Regions from separate parts of the Mus musculus genome. Here region 1 is linked to region 2. Evidence: chromatin loops called from intact Hi-C (ENCODE). Cell type or tissue: left cerebral cortex. All regions are shown on one strand. Each heading gives the region's core, and the rest is flanking DNA. Links, peaks and the distances in the headings are about the cores only.

What was found. Hi-C counts contacts between places; a loop is a spot of excess contacts. Peaks named below come from ENCODE experiments on the same cell type or tissue, not always from the same donor. Only the 100,000 strongest peaks of a DNase experiment are listed, where the experiment ranks them.
Region 1: a loop joins it to region 2, with 5 times the contacts of the local background. A loop is called at or near these places in 2 of 42 quality-filtered maps.

The regions. Positions count from the first base shown.
Region 1 is chr15:36,776,493-36,784,826 of GRCm38, forward strand. All of the region lies in intron 3 of Ywhaz (tyrosine 3-monooxygenase/tryptophan 5-monooxygenase activation protein, zeta polypeptide), which reads right to left. Among named protein-coding and RNA genes, the nearest start is that of Ywhaz, 14 kb to the right of the region's middle. In left cerebral cortex, for the core only: a CTCF peak has its summit at 4,638 (motif pointing left); DNase peaks (open chromatin) are centred at 4,086 and 4,619; H3K4me3 peaks cover 1,597 bases.
Region 2 is chr15:36,160,843-36,169,136 of GRCm38, forward strand. It overlaps Fbxo43 (F-box protein 43), which reads right to left and starts at 4,019. Exons shown (of 5, transcript NM_001081253.2): 1 at 3,628-4,019; 2 at 845-2,327. The coding sequence starts at 2,217. In left cerebral cortex, for the core only: CTCF peaks have their summits at 3,312 and 7,017 (motif pointing right); DNase peaks (open chromatin) are centred at 3,354, 4,192 and 7,047; H3K4me3 peaks cover 1,086 bases.

The DNA.
Region 1 (8,334 bases), core at 84-8,083, 620 kb after region 2:
TCAGAGTGCTGGTGCAGGAGGATTGCTGTGGATGAGACCAGCCTAGACTGCAAATGGACACTAACTCAAAAATTAAATCAACAAGTAAATCAAGGCAGGGAAAAGGCCAGATGGAAAAAACCCTTTCATCTCATCATAGCAATTTATTTTTCTTATTTACAGATCCTCACAAATGGAAATTTTCATTCTGTAGCTTTGCTTAAAACTATTAGTGTAGAGCTTACTGGAACTGTTACATACTAAATAAAACCAACTTCAAACAAATAATGTAACTGCATTGGAGAGAAAAAGGTAGAACAGAGTGAATAAATAAAAGTCAGTCTCTCACCATACCTACTTCCTTGAACACCACTGCTTTGAAATCAAAGTGATGTCCGTGCTCATCTGGGCTGAAGCCCAGATATGCCAATTCTTACAAGAAGTGTGCCTAGATTCTGGTTTCTATTCTCCGAAAAGACTCGAGATTCTTGAATATCTATAATCCAATGATGGAGGACAGAACTGAACAAATTTTAATCCTACTGCTTAATCTATGCATGTAGATAGGCCATAAAGATACGGTTAAGAGTGAGTGACTCTATCCCTCATAATGTACAAACGTGGCAGCTGGCATGCGCACCTTTGTAATCTCAACACTTAAAGGCAACACAGGTCACCCAAAGGTTAGGAAAGTATCTCAGTGACCCTGTGCTGGCCTAGCAAAGCCACAGAATCGACTTGCATGTGTGGAGGGTGTAATGGAAAACCCTAAAGCTGGACAGATACTCCTTTGGGAAGTGTTGATAAATGTTCACGGGAATTAGCAACCTACTTTATTAGTAATTTCTGTATTCCTAAAAAACATATCAGGAGCAGGGCAGTGGTGGCACACATCTTTAATCCCAGCACTTAAGAGGCAGAGGAGCCGGTTCCTGAGTTCCAGTTGAGTCTAGCTAGAGCATGCTTCAGAGTTCCAGTTGAGACCCTTCTGAAAAACCAAAACCAACCAAACCAAGCCAAACCCCTTATTGGGAATTGCAGTAACAGATCAACAGCAATCCCTCAGCCTCCCCACTTAAGTGACTCACTTAACTTTCAGTGTGTCTATCAAAACACCCATTTTAGAATAAGCACAGCAATGTCTAAAGCTCTCTGAAATAAAACGAGGACCCTATGAACAAAGCATCTAGTTTGATGCACAAAAGCCACACACACATATTCTGGGGATAATCACAGGCCCTCAGAACCATGAGTTTTTTATTCAAACCAACAGCAACCAAAATCATTTGAAAAAGTAACTTTCAACTTACAATAGGTACTAGCATGTATTGGGGCCTGGGAATCTATTCATGTGGCCAGAGTGACAGCTGCATTTCTCCATCTTCCTCACAGAAAAAGCTATCAGTACAAAGGCTATCAATTAACCTCCTACTTCCAAAGACTATATAATGTTTTATTTTTAAACTGTGAGTGCATAGAACCCAGATAGCAGCTCCTTAACTATTTGTGTTTCAGGGGAATCTGGCCACTCTTCAAGGACACCAGGCTGCACACGGTGCAAACACATGCATACAGACAAAACACCCCACACAGAAAACAGTAAGATAATAGACAATAATGCTGATTGCTTGTACTGTCATGGAAATAGTCATGACTGCACAGGAGGATGAGTGAAGAATGACTCTCAAGTGCCTGCATATCACTGCTAATGCCTGTAACTTTCTAGTCACATGTGCTACATGCTGCTCACCTTAAAATACAGCAACTGTTTATACTGTCCACCCACTTCCAAAGAACAGGAAATAAAAATGTGGGCTAAAATACTTTTTAATGCTAACACATTCTTCCTAAACCTAATTTTTATAGGCACTTGAGTTTCACCTCTATTGTGTCTACTTCCAAAGGTTTTAGTTTAAGGAGAACAAGGACATATCCTTTGTAAGGCAGTCAGGGACTAGTGTTACTGGAAGATAGAGAAAATGGAAGGCTTAGTTTGTCCTTTGTTTTCTTAGAGTAGGTACAATTATTAAAACAATTTTACACCTTTTAACTTTCACGCAGTCAGTTTTGTTCTTTAAGCTACAACCTCAACACTGCCCAGGTGTAAACTGAACTCATAGGCTCAAGTGATCATGCCTCCACCCTACTATAAGGTAGAGTAGTAGGGTCTCATGGGTTTAAATTTTATAAGCTAAACACCACTACCCAAAACCCATCATGTTGCCTGCTTCTAAGACACTCAAATATTAAATTCTGACTGAATTACAATGAATGAATTCTTCAACAGCCTACTTTAAAAACAAGAATTTTACAACAAGCTTCAGTAGAAAAATTTTTATTATCTTAGTACCTTAAAGACCCATCTCTCAAATACAAAAATAAACAAAGCTCACTATTTAATTTTTAAACAATTAAGATACAATATAAACTGAGGCTGATTCTATCAGATAATGAATATTTTCCTAAGAGAAAAAAAAATATTCTGTGTCTCTGACACCCCAAGTGCTCACTTTGGAGGACACAGAGGTGTCAGAGCAAGCACAAGCATTCCCAAGCTGCAGCCACATAGCAGGCTGTCTACACTTGCATGAGACAGAGGAAATCACTCTCTAGACCAAAGGTCAACAAAGACCAGTGAGAAACTGGTCATCGAGGTAGCACAAGTATCTTGTTTCACTACGTTAATTTCAAGGTTTGCTTTCCATTTTATCCCAGGAAAAGTATCCCCAATCAATCATGAATCCTCAGATTTCCTAGAAATTTGAGAGCACATTTCCTCCCCTGCCCCCCCTTTTAGAGCAAAGACATTTTAGATCATACAATTTTAAAAAAAATATTTATTTATCATATGTAAGTACACTGTAGCTGTCTTCAGATACCCCAGAAAAGGGCATCAGATCTCATTACAGGTGGTTATGAGTCACCATGTGGTTGCTGGGTTTTGAACTCAGGACCTTGGAAGCAGTCAGTGCTCTTACTGGCTGAGTCATCTCTCCAGCCCATATAGATCACACAACTTTTAACAAAGTAATTTATAGTTTACCCTTTAAAAAAAAAAAAGTGGATACTTTTAAAGGTTTTGTTTGATGAGACCTGGGTATTCTCAGGCCTCCTGTGGGCCGATTTTGAGACAATGGCCATCAGTCAGGTTTTTCCCGTCAAAGCCCTTTACTGTACCAACAGACTGCAGTGCTGGTGCTGTAGCAGGACAAAGCACACTTCCCAAGCATGGCTTGCTCACTGTAATGTGACACCACACCTGAACCTCTGCCCCAAAGAGAGCCTGAAGTCATGTGACAAAGAATTACAAATGCAAGCAAACCGTGTGCCAGGAAAGGAACACCAAGACCATAAAAAGCTGCCGGAAAAGTTGCCCAGCTAACAGACAGTAAGTCAGCTGTGCAGGGGAATAGAATTCCGGAACCATCTAATAAATACAATGGGTCAACATTATATTTAGGTAAAACCTTTAAGGGAACAATTTTGTTAGACTCCTGGTTAAATCATAAAAATTGAGGTTGGAGAGATGGCTCATTGGTTAAGAACGCTGGCTGCGCTTCCAGATAACCAAGGCTCCCAACCATCAGGACCGCCAGTCCCCAGGGGATCCTTTGGCCTCTAAGGGTACCAGGCATGCATGTGATGAACAGACACACATTTGGGGAAAGGAAGGAAGGAAGGAAGGAAGAGAGAGAGAAAGAAAGAAAGAGAGAGCGCGCAAGCAGGTAAGATGTCTCGCTGGCTAAAGGCCTCATGCCAAGACTGGTGGCATGATCTCAATGTTTCAGACCTCCACTGAAGGAAAACTGACTCCTGCAAAGTGTCCTGTGGTTTAGGTGCACGACTGCGTGCACGCACGCGCACAGAGTTAAAATATTTGTTTAAAGAGAAACCCTTAAAGTATCAAGAGCTTCTAAAGACTGTAAGAGCTTGCTTCACTTTCTTCCTACATCAGTTTATTTCTGTATTTCAAAATTTCAGAGACAGCACAGAAGCAATGATGCACCTGTAAACGTAAGATTTGGGAGGACAGTTCTCACTTCCTACACTTACTGCAAGAACTGCCATCAATGGTCATGAAGGAAACACATTAGCAAGAACAAGTCCTAAGCTGGGGTTGGTGCTTGTGCCTATAACCCTAGCACTTGGGAGGAAGACTGCTCAAGTCTGAGGCCAGCCCAAGCTTTGGTATGAATTATACCCTATTTCAAAACACAAAAAGCTGGATATGGAAGTGCCAACACTTGCGAGGTAGAGGCAGGAGGAGCAGGACTTCAAAGACTTTAATCAATACATACACACACAAATAAAAAACACACTAAAATGATCCCTAAAACTAATAAACTAAAATTTGAAAACGCAGCTGAACTTTAATGTGACTCAGAGTGAGAGTGAGCCTCCAAACCTGACCGAGCCTCTGCCTCTGTGCCATCACATCATTTAGTACTAAATACCCCCAAAGAGGCAATCTACTTTACAAAAACATGGTTAACATTTCTTGTGCAAGTCTTCCCACGCAAACTTTCCCCAGCACTTTACCCTACAGGATTTACCATCATTTCTAGTTCTCTTAAAATCTTAACTAGAAAGCTAAGCTATGAATTTAACCTATCCACTGTTTCTGAGTTTTAAGTCTTTTACTCCCCCTTGTGGCTGAAGGGGTGAGTGCTTACAAACTGTAACCTCAGTTGCTCCAAACTAACCATTTAGTAAAGTGTTCATAAAACATGTTAACAATGCTTCCTATGGCAACACTGAATGTTGTGTGTGAGGTCTCATGGACAGCTGCTACCTTTAAAGATCTGACATGAGGAAATGAAGAAGGTGACAGAGGGTGACTAACTCCAATGCATTCCCAACAATAAGCACATAGCAGACCGTCACTACATGTCAACCAACAAGGGCGCTGATAGAGTAGTTCCTTGGGCAGCACCCTAAAATACCACAAAAAGGAGTTTATGCCAAAAATTTAATAAGCAAAGCATCTTTACAAAATTGAATGCTTGATGGAATGCATTTAGGTGTTTCTGACCAGTTGGTGGTGGAGGGAGACACAGAGACGACCTCTGAATGGAAGTTACCATGATCATCTATTCAGGGTCACTGGGCCCAGGGTAAACACTGGGAAAAAACAGAACTGGGAGGAACTACTGCTAAACAACCCTGTGGTGGCTTTGCACTAAAGCAGGATTTCTATTTAAGAACAGCCTGGGCTACAGAATGAGAGCCTGCCTCAAAATAACTAACCAACTAACTATAAGGCAAACCTTTACTACTAATCAATATAGGTAAAACCAGACACCAACTCACCAAGCAGTTCTTGATAAAGTATTCTGACACCCTCCTCTGCAAGGTCCCTTTTGCAAACAGCATAACCATGGGCCTCATAAAACAAGGTCCCATTACCAAGCACTTACTTCATCATAAAGCTGTGTGCGCGGACAGAACAGGGGTCAACTTGAGGTGTCTTCCACCTCTTTCTTCCTTTCTTTCCTTCTTTCTGTAACAGGGTCTGTCAACAGACCTGGACCCCAGCTGAGTTGGGTGGCTTGGCCAGTGACCTTCAGGAATCTGTCTGACTCTTCCACCCCAGGAGAGGTCTACAGTCCAGTAGGAGCTGGGGATCTGAATTTGGGTCTTCCTGCTTACATAGCACGTGTTTTATCAACTGAGTCATCTCTCCAGCACCATTTTAAATGTTTGTCTTCAGTTTCTTTTTACAGTTTCATTTTCAGAGCCAAGGTTTTACCACATATAGCTCAAACTGACCTCAAATTTGTTATTTCCTGCTTGGGGTGCTGGGATTACAGGAACACGGCACCTAACATATGACCTTTGTTTGTTTGATTGATGCTTGACAGTCTCTTTGTCCCAGGCTCTAGCCTTGAAACTAGCTCCAAGACACAGGCTGTCCAACTTCTGGCCCTTCAGCCATCACCCACAGAGGTCCATGCCAGGATTACAGCTACTATGCCCTTTATGCTGGGGCTGAGGGTGGTACCCAAGTGCATTTCTTTCATCAAATGAGCCGCATCCTCAACCCAACACTTTAACAGTGTTTATAACCTGCACACATTAGTCTGTAAATTCCCAGCTCTTCCCCCATCAAATCTTTAAAAAAATGTTGAAGCAGCTTCCCCTGCCTTACTTCTATTTGTGTACAAGTCATTTTCCTCTCTAGTTGAGACTTAGAAGCAGAAGATTTTTATATCTTCTTTTCTATGACACAGGGTTTACAAAATAATGGGCAGTCACTCAATAAATATTAACTATAGGGCCGTTAAGTCTGCGCAACTATCCTAACTTTCACTCCTTACCATAAAAATCCACACAGAAATGTCCTCTGTGGGGCATATCATTATCTTTGTGATATGATTAAAGAGTCTGATGATAATGCTCTCAGATGAGAGCTAAGGACAACTGGAAGGAGAGCCATTACGGAAAAAGAGCATGGTTCCAAGTATGTGAATCCTTAACTGTAACTAAAGTTGTTTATTCTGCCAAAACAACTGGCCTCTGGGTTGACTGGGATCCAAGCATGTCACTTTAAACTGAGCTACGATTCTTATTAGCTTTAAATTTATTTTGCATACAGATATTCTGCCTGCCTACATGTTGTACACATGTACACTTGGTGCCAGCAGAGACCAAGAAAAGGTGTCAGATCCTCTAGGTCTGGAATTACAGAGAGTTCTGAGCTACCATGTAGATGACAGTAATGTACTTGAGTTTCATTACCTGAGTCCTCTTGAAGATTAGCCAGTGAGTGGCTCTTAACTGTTGAGAAAAGATCAAGCCCAAGTCAATGACCAGCTAGCCACAGCACTAAAAAACTCTTTTCATGGCTAGAGAGAGATGGCTCAGAGCACTTGTTTTTACAGAGAACCTGACTTGTCCCCCACGGCCCACATGGTAGCTCACAACTGGAGTCCCAGGAAATCCAATATCCTCATCTGGCTTCTTTTGGCACAGACAAATGTGGTACAGGCAGGACATTATACAAACAAAATACTAAGTCTTTTTTTTTTAAAGAGATATTATAATTTTTGGCCATCAAGACAGAGCTGGGTGTAGTGTATCACATGCCTTGATATCTAAAATAATCTGAGGTCAGCCAGGCATACAGCCAGACCTTGTCTTAAAAAAACAAAACACTTATATGAGGTCAGCTAGATGGCTCAGAGGGACAAAGGTGTTTGACAGCAAGCCTGAGCACAGGGCTCTAAAAGGGGTGGGAAATTATCCTACTCATCCTAACTCCACTCTCAAAGATGGGTGTGTGTGTGTGTGTACACATACGTGAGTTTTTAAGTGTAGAACATGTTGAACAATTAAGAGTAAATTTATCCTTAATAAGGTATAACTAGGTACTGCCCAGGAATGTCCTGTATACATCTATGGAAATGAATGAAAAAAGGTGGAACCAGTAAGCTGGCAGCACTGAAGGTACCAGTAGTTTTCACAAGAGGATCAGGAGAAGCTATTTCAAGAAAACAAATTGGCCTTGAGCAGAGACAGCTATTCTAGGAGCCCTACAAACATGAGCTCCATTTATCCTTCATTTGAAACTGTTATGGTACTGAAGGCTATGGGATCTAAGATGAAGACACAGTAGGGAATCCCAAGCATCCTAAACAAACTTAAGCTTACTAGAAGTTCAATGGATTATGGACTAATGCTGATCCAACTTAGTTGACATTAGAACATCCTTAATTTTGACTCTGAAAACCCCACACTTCAGCATGAATATGCCAAAGATCATCTTTTTCCTAGAGCCAAAAGAAAGTGTCTGTTACTTGGTACTCTCAAGATTATACAGTCATGGCTGTTTCTAGACAAGCTCTCATTACAGTCAAGAAAAAGTCTCTCACAACTTAAAGATGCCCCAGAAGTCAAATCCAATTCTGCAAAAATATAAATTATTTCTACATAATCCTTGTACATTATTGGTGTTCTGTCTGCATTTACGTCTGTGTAAGAGTTTCAGATCAGTGGAACTGGAATTACAATTTTGAGCTGCCATGTGGGTCCTGGAAATTGAACCAGGATCCTCTGAAAGAGCAGCCAGTGCTCTTAACCACTGAGCCATCTCTCAAGTCCCCTAAATTATTATTAATGAGCTGAAGGAGAAAAAAATATTTTGTCAAATTGACACAAGCTAGTGATCTGAGATGAGGTAATCTCCTTAAAGAAAATGTCTCCATAAGATCAGGCTGCAGGTAAGCACGTACGGCATTTTTCACGGGTGAGGGTGAGGGCCTAGCACAGGGGGTGGTGCTGATAAGAAAGCATGCTGAGAAAGCTAGGAGTGGCAAGCCAGCTCTCATCCATGGCTTTCATCAACTCCTGTCTCCA
Region 2 (8,294 bases), core at 1-8,000:
AGCTAGCTATTTTTCTGAGAGTCTAGAATTTTGACTAAATAATAATATCCATTATTTGTGAGAGTTCCTCAGTTACTATAATTGTTGCTCTTATTTCTGATCAAATATCATGACCTTAAAACAGTTTGCATCTGGCAATGGGATGTGGACCTTTTAAATAAAACATTTAAAAATCTGTGGAATAAATCAGCATGGTAGCACACACCTTGAAATCCTAGAACCTGAATGATGGGAAAATCAGTTCAAGGTCACCCTGAACCTTATAGTGAGTACAAGGCTATCCTGGGCTATGTAAGAGCCTGTGTCTGCCTGTATGTCTGTCCACTCCCCCCTCACACACACCCCCACTCACGGTAGTGAGGACTGGTAAAGTAAATGTAAGTAGGAAGACCTGCGTTTTGATTCACTATCCACATAAAAGGCTCAGCACCCACTCGCAATCCCAGTGTGGGGAAGTGGAGGCAGGAGGCCTCCTGGCCTTGTCTCAGAAAGTAAGGCAATTTTAAAAAGCCACACAAACACATGCACACACACACAACCACCATGACCACCACCAACAACAACAAGAAGCAATTTTGAAATAAAGCCTGGCATTTTGATTTTTTTTCTTCTGACCTTGGATCTGAGCAATCCTTCTCCCTCAGCTTCTCAAGTACCTGAGATCACAAGCTGTCCCATCAGAGATTACAGGCCTAGCCTATCCCATCAGGGATCACAGGGCTACTAGGGAGGTCATTTAAGCTTCCTCTGATATAGTGTAAGACAACCAAAGACAGAAACACAACAAAACACCAATTTAAAAAATGATAAAAGTTTTCTTTCATGAGCCACTTTTATTCCTTACCTGTATAAACTCTCCGAAGTCAAGGACTCTAAAACCATAGCTAGGATGTGCTTCAAGTTTCTATACTGTAATTCGGTCAGGATATCCAGCTGTTCTATGCCCATCTTCTTGCCAATCAGTCCTGCGAGAACACGCTGCAGTCTGGCAATTTTCCCCTCGTCCCTGTCCTCAAAGAATTCCTGGTCATCTTCCTGCTGAGATCGTTTCCTTTTGCTTTTCATAAAGAGCTCCTGCACCAACTGCAGGGCTGGAGTATTTGATAAGTCCTTAAAGCTTAAAGCCAAGTTCCCACGCTTCTCCTCAGAGCCTTGCAGACTCTCCAAGACACCTGAATCAGAGTTAGGATGGACCGTCTGCATTTCATCCTCTGACTGGGAGCCTTGCTCCTGGAGAGTGGACAGTCTTCTCAACCTCCCAAAATGCTTTGGCTTTTTTACCTGGTCCCCAACTTTGGGAGTCACCCTGTGTTTTTGAAGCAGTTCTTGAAAAGAGCCCTCTTGGTCAGAGAGGAAATCTTCTGATTTGTCCCAGCTAAGTGAGCAAAAGCCACTGTCTTCAGGTGTAAAAAGACTGTCTCTCACCTCTCCTGAAGAATCAAGAGTTTGGTTTCCATTAAATTTGATTTTTGCTATGAGACTACTTACTGGAGTTACAGATGTAGTCACATCTGCTCCATAGGTTGTTTGGCTACCACAGGAGCCCAGAAGTTCAGGACATGTATTCTCATCACTAACACTTAAACTGCTGTCACTAAAGTGTGTGATAGAATCTTTAAAATCATTGCCTTCAATTGGAGACAGACATTCCACTTCAAACAAGCCACAGTTGTCTTTGGAATCTTCAATGGTGGAAGTCTTGTGCTGAGAAAAATGTAACCTTGAGTTCTGACTGTTGGAAACCACATCCTCTGTTTTTATCGTGCTGGTAACTAATGGGCTAAAGTTGTCTTCCTTTGGGAAACCTGAAGTGCTACCTGGCAAATGTTTTTCTAGGCTAACACCTTGGCTTATGTTACTTTCCAGAGATCTGCTTTGTGAATCAGAATCCCCCTTCAGAAGAGGGAAAGAAAAGTCTAGCCGCCTGCGTAATGTGCATTTTTTCCTTCTGAGTTTAGGAGTCTCACAAAGTTCTGGGCTTTTATCCTTTTCCTTCCTTAGGGACACAGACTTCATTATTTGACTGGGAGATACTGCAGAATTGGGGGAACCTAAACTTGGAGTTTCAGGATGCTCACAGGTTAGCATAGGCTCTTCTTCTTTCTTATTAAGGCTGCAAGATTCTGACAGCTCGTGATGGCCCCTATATTTAAAGGAGGATGTGGAACAAAAGTCTATGAGGCTGAGACCCTTGACAGTGACAGCAGAGGAGTCCATATTGCTTCCTGCTCTGTGGCTGGCTGAGTGCCTTTGGGATATCTTCAAGCTCTCTGTTTTTACCAAGTAGATACAAGTTTATTCTTCCTTTGTGATGTGCAGCCAAGCAACTTATAACAAAATATATAATTTGTGTTAAATATAGATAATAGGAAATTATGTGATTTTTTTCAAGTTACTTAAAAACAAATTTTCATAATAAACTGTCCTAAATGTCCTACTTAAAATACCACCTTGCTATAAACTGTATTATATTCTGATTACTTGACAACCATAGGCAAAGCACCAAGCACAAATATTTACTTGAACTATTCTTAACAAAAACATACCAGCCTTATTTTCAGATTATTTTGTTACTGTATGATTTTAGTTAGCAAGTGTATATTCGGTTGCAACATTCTAATGTCTCTGTGTTCAGTTATTTCCTTTCAAAGCTCACCAGGCGAGGCTGGGGCTGCGGCTCAGAGGTCAAGAGCTTTTGCACTGCTCTCACCAGATACCCAGGCTCGGTTCCCAGCTCACATCCTCATGTTCAATAGTGTCTCTATGTATGTCTCTATGGGCACTGTACTCATGCACATACACAGACATACATAATTAAAAATAAATCAGAAAAAAACCACTATGTTTTTTCTTTTTAACATTTATTTGTGGGTGACACACATGCAAACATAGCATGCCATAGAAGTCATTTCTCTCGTTCGGCCACATGGACTTAGACATGTATGGTATGTAAGTTAAATATGTAGTTTAAATATTACAAAATAACCTGCTACAAAAACCACAAGATCCGAGGCTCACTGCTATAAAGCAAAGTGATTTTTAAGCCTCTTCCGCTTTTGGGCAGTTTTGACTTCTGATCCCCTGTGCTTATGACTAACTTCTGCGCATGCCTGGTAGGACAAGATGATTAAGCTCTGCTTTCTACAAATTGCTCCAAATAGTAAGTTACAATGTTTCCTCTCATAAATCACTTTCTCCTGAAAAAATATTAATTCAATCAATTTGCGAAAGTTAGAGCATGTGCATTTACTGTATTGTATTGAATTTTATTCCATGTGAAATTTATTCTAAAAGTGACCTGTTCTGCCACTTCACCACTAGGTGCCTCACCAGCATAAGATTTGGGAAATGGAAGCTAAAAACCGTTGGGAATAAAGTAGGAGCCCTGATACACGCTCCCTACTTGGGAAAACCAGAGACTCTGTCGCTGCCTTCATCCTCATCTTGCTTATACACCAAAATGCCTGCTTCAAACTTTGAAAATTATTCATGCAACCACAGGCTGATGAATCAAACAAACCTTTTGATGGCAAAAAAAAAAAAAAGTTCTGATAAATCACTCAGAACTCCTATCTACAAAGACTTACGCAAAATAAAAAAAAATAAAAATAAAAAAAAAAGACTTACGCCCTATACAAGTCAGAAAACTGCTTCGTTAAACCGATGCTCTCATTAAAGTGGAATATCTTACCACCAGTCAACCTTGAGTTCTTAAGACATGTCAAAGTAAGGTAGGCTTCCAAACAACAAAGTCTGTCATCTTTGCCTTTAAAGTTCATGCCGAGGTACCACCACTTAAGAGAAAAACCTCAACAATTAACGGAGCCCGGAGCAGCGCCGGGACGGCTTCAGGAGGGGCAGCGGCTGGGAAGGTCAAGTCGCTCGGAATCTCTCCGCCCCGCAGCAGCCGCACTCTCCGGCCTCTCTCCAGCCAGTCTTGGACCTGGGGGAATCTCCCGACTAGAGACCAGAGATGCCCCCCCACCGGAGCTGCCGAGCCGTCTGCTGCGGGCGGGACTAACGGTCGTCACCCGGACGTGCGGGCGGGCGTGCGGGCGGGAGACGCCCCTGGGAGGAGGGCGGAGCGGCTGCGGGCCGGCGCACCTGGGCCGCGCCGCCCACCTGAGCCGGGAGCCTCGGCCGAGCCCGCCCCTGCCACCTTTCCCCGCCCAGGGCACCACCCTCCCCACCTTCCGTCTGAGCGCTCGCCCCGCCTCCCCGCCCTCATCCCTTCGCAGCTCCGCCCTGCTCCATCCAGCTCTCTGTTGGTCCCTGCATCACTGCGTGCGACCAGACTGGAGGGACGCATCGGTTAGAAAACCTGCAGTGCCAGGCATCATCCCTGGAAGTGTTTCGCCCGATGTACAAAGTCAAAGAATCCTATCAACAGCTTTGGATAGTAAAGGCGTAAATACAGCATAAGGACGGAGAGGTTGACTTCCTAACTATTTGATTTTGGGTTAAGAGAGTGGCAGTGGTCCCTGGGAGTCCACTTGAACTTGTTAGGTAGCCAAGACTGTCCTGGAACTCCTGATTTTCCTGCCTTCATCTTCCAATGGCTAGGATTACAGGAGTGCCCCAATAAACCCAGCAACACCCCCCAACTTTGGTTTTGGTTTTGTGTGTGTGTGTGTGTGTGTGTGTGTGTGTGTGTGTGTGTGTGTGTGTGTGTGTTTAAGACCGTGTCACATGAAGTCCAGGCTGGACTTGAACTCCCGATCCTCCTCATTCCACCTTCCAAGTTCTGGCGTGTGCCACCACACCTGGTTAATGATTTTTTTTAAAAATAGTTTATGATTTTGCCCTCGTTTCTACAGTGAACAAATATATAAATTTTGTGAATAGACAAAAAAGAAAAAAGTTGTGAGTCACACCTCTATAGTCTCTGCAGTCAGGAGGCAGAGGATCTCCATAGAGACCAGCCATGTCTACATACCAAGTTTCAGGTCAGCCTAAGCTACATAGCCACTGACCTGAAAAAAAAAAAAAAAAAACCAACAAAACAAAAGTTATGAATAAATGAGTGACTGTGTTTATTGGTTTCAGACATTCCTTTTTAGGGATCAGAAACAGCCAAGAACCTATCACACCAAATACATTTAAAGTCTTGGCTTTCATTCAGTGTTCCAAGAATGCACAGCCTGACCCCCATCGCCTGTCTAGCTGGTCTTCTCCGAGCAGAGACTCTTTTCTTCCTGGGACCACTGCAACAAGACATTCCACCTAGGCAGTGTTCAAAGTTTTATCTTCTCCAAATTGACACAGGTCTCAATCAGAACCTCAGCTGCCACCTTTAAGCTAGTAACAACCACTACCCTCTTCTCTGAGGATTCTCCTTAGCGTTGACAAATAGGCTTAAAATACCCAAACTCAAAAGTAAGCTCAAGCTACATGCTATTCATGCAAAGATGAACAGGGCACAGTTTCTTAATGAGGCTTGTTTATAAACAGGTGAGAGTGCCCTCACTCCCTAGGGCACTGGGCAGGTGCTAACCATTAAACCAGTTAGAATTTGACAGCTCAGCTGATAAGGGCACTTGCTACTCTTTCAAAGGACCTGAGTTTTGTTCCCAGCACCCTTACCACACTGCTTACAACTGCCCAGAACTGCAACTTTGGGAATTGACACCCTTTTCTGACCTCTGCAGGCACTCGCACACACATGGCATATATTCACAAAGATACACATTTAAAAATGTTTAAAACCACTGTGTTTGTGTAATCTCTGATAGTGAGCACTCCCCATGTTCATTTTCCTGTAGATAAAGATTCCTGAGGAGGTTGACTCCCTAGTTAGAAGCTACTGCACTCTTCCTTGCTGCCCTGATAGGCTGTCACATTCACGTCTTTACCAGCATCTACACAACCACCTCATCCAGTATCATTCCTAGGTTTATTTCCCCTGCACTTTTTGCTATCCCAAGCCTTAATGAACTCTCATTGACCCTCAAACCACTTCCATTTAAGCCAGGGGAGTAGTGCCCCCCAACCAGAGACCTAACAGAGACTCCTTTGACTGGATCTAAACGCGTAATACTGTGTTGGCATTACATACCCTTCCTCTGGCTATATGAGCAGGGTATTTGATTTTATTTGGTGGGATGCCTAGGAAACACTCTGTTACGATGCTCTCCTGCTCTTGTAATGGGAAAAAGCTCAATAAAAGTCCTCTTGTCTGCTTCTAACGTTTATTCATTTATTTATATATTTTTTAGATTCTTTGTGTGTGTGTGTGTGTGTGTGTGTGTGTGTGCGTGTGCGCTCTCGAGAGCATAGGACAGTCATAGTAAAACCCAACAGTGTCTGTTCTCTTTTGATTGTGTGGGTTTCAAAGACTAAGCTTGGCTTCTTAGGCCTGGTGACAAGCACCTGTACCTACTGAGCCATCTCACTCATCCCTTGCCTGCTTTGAGGAATGCAGCTGATAGGAGGAAATTGATATGCAGCAAGAAGCAGCAGAGATGGCCGAGCAGCTAAGCAGCATGGCAAGGTGGCTGACTGCTTGGCAGCTAGAGAAGGGTCAGCTGAAGATTTCCAGAGCACAGCAGGAGCAGGACAATATGAGTGGGAGGTAGAGACGGTGAGGAGAGGCTGGAAGGATACAGTAAGGCTGTGCAGGCCCTGGTGGCTGAAGAGTTCTAGAGAGCTGTCAAGATTGATTTATCTGAATCAATCAAAAGCAGATTTATTACTTAAAAAATAATCTTTATCCAAGAGTGGTGGTACATACCTTTAATCCAGGTATTTGGGAGGCAGAGGCAAACACAGATCTCTTGTGAATTTGAGGCCAGCCTGATCTACACAGTGAGTTCCAGGCCAGACATAGCTATATATTCAGAGTTCATATAGGTGGTGGTAATGATGATGCACCTGGATCCTGAGAATCGTAGCCCACCTTTGGGGGCTAAGGAGTCCAGACTTCCACATCCTACAACCAAGTCTAATATTTGTGGAGCTTATTGATGGCCATAGAGCAAAGCGTGAGGCTATGCAAGGCCTGTAGGAGAACTAACACTAGATGGCACCACTTGCTGCTCTTCCTGGTCTGCAGCTGTTGCTCAAATCTGCTCAGAAAGCAAAGCGGCAAAGGCCAGCCCTTGACAAGCTGGTCTGTCTTTGCTGCTTATAGTTTCTATCTGAGTAAGAAGATCCCAGCCATCCGACTGGTAACACTGGTACAGGACAGGGCAATACTGTAATGGAGTTCAACAGTGGAACAAAGGAACATCTAATCCACTAGAGGAGAGATACAGTGCTGACCTGTAAGCACCATAAGGTGAAGTGGATTTTGATGGGTGCGTAGCAATAGGAGGGCAGACAACAGGGAACCCTGAACTAAACATGCAAGGACAGGAAATGTTAGGCACATTAGAAAAGCTGTTAATCACTCGTTACAGACATTGTTGTCCCTACTCCTTTCCCCTGGGGCTCTCAGGGATCTGAGTGATGCTGATGGCCTGTTTCAGGGTGAGTGTGACAACCTGTTGAAGGAGTGAAGCTGCTGGGTCCTTGGGCTGCAGAGGATGAGATACCATCCCCCTCTAGCCACATCAACAAGTGACAGGGGCAGCAGAACAGATAAACTGAGAGCAGACAGGGATGCTGGACCCCAAAGCAAGGCCAACTGGGGTCTCTGGAATCAGTTAAAAAACACTTCCAAGGAAAAGGCCATGAGCAACAGCATCAACAAAGTCAAAGCTAAAGGAAAGACATGAAATATAAAAGACTGCATTTTATTGCCAGCCACACATAATGCCTTGTTTTTTTCTGATACTAAAGGAAATGATTACTGATCCTCCTTTAGTAGAATTTATCTGAATCAATCAAAAGCAGATTTATTACTTAAAAAATAATCTTTATCCAAGAGTGGTGGTACATACCTTTAATCCAGGTATTTGGGAGGCAGAGGCAAACACAGATCTCTTGTGAATTTGAGGCCAGCCTGATCTACACAGTGAGTTCCAGGCCAGACATAGCTATATATTCAGAGTTCATATAGGTGGTGGTAATGATGATGATGATGCACCTGGAAACCAGGGCACTGGCGGACAGGGCTGGTGAAAAAAAGTTCTTAAGAAGAAACAGATCAGTCTCAAGAGTTGTGGATGAATGAATGTTAAGACTGATATCTACCCATGGACAGTGCAGAGCATCTTAGAGAAAAGGATGTATAGGATGGAAAGAAGTAAGGGTGGTGGCATGGAGACCAGCAGAGAGCCACTGTGTTACTCTGCAGCAGAGAGAAGAGCTACTGTGTTACTAGGCAGTAGAGAGCCAGTCACGGTGTTACTGTG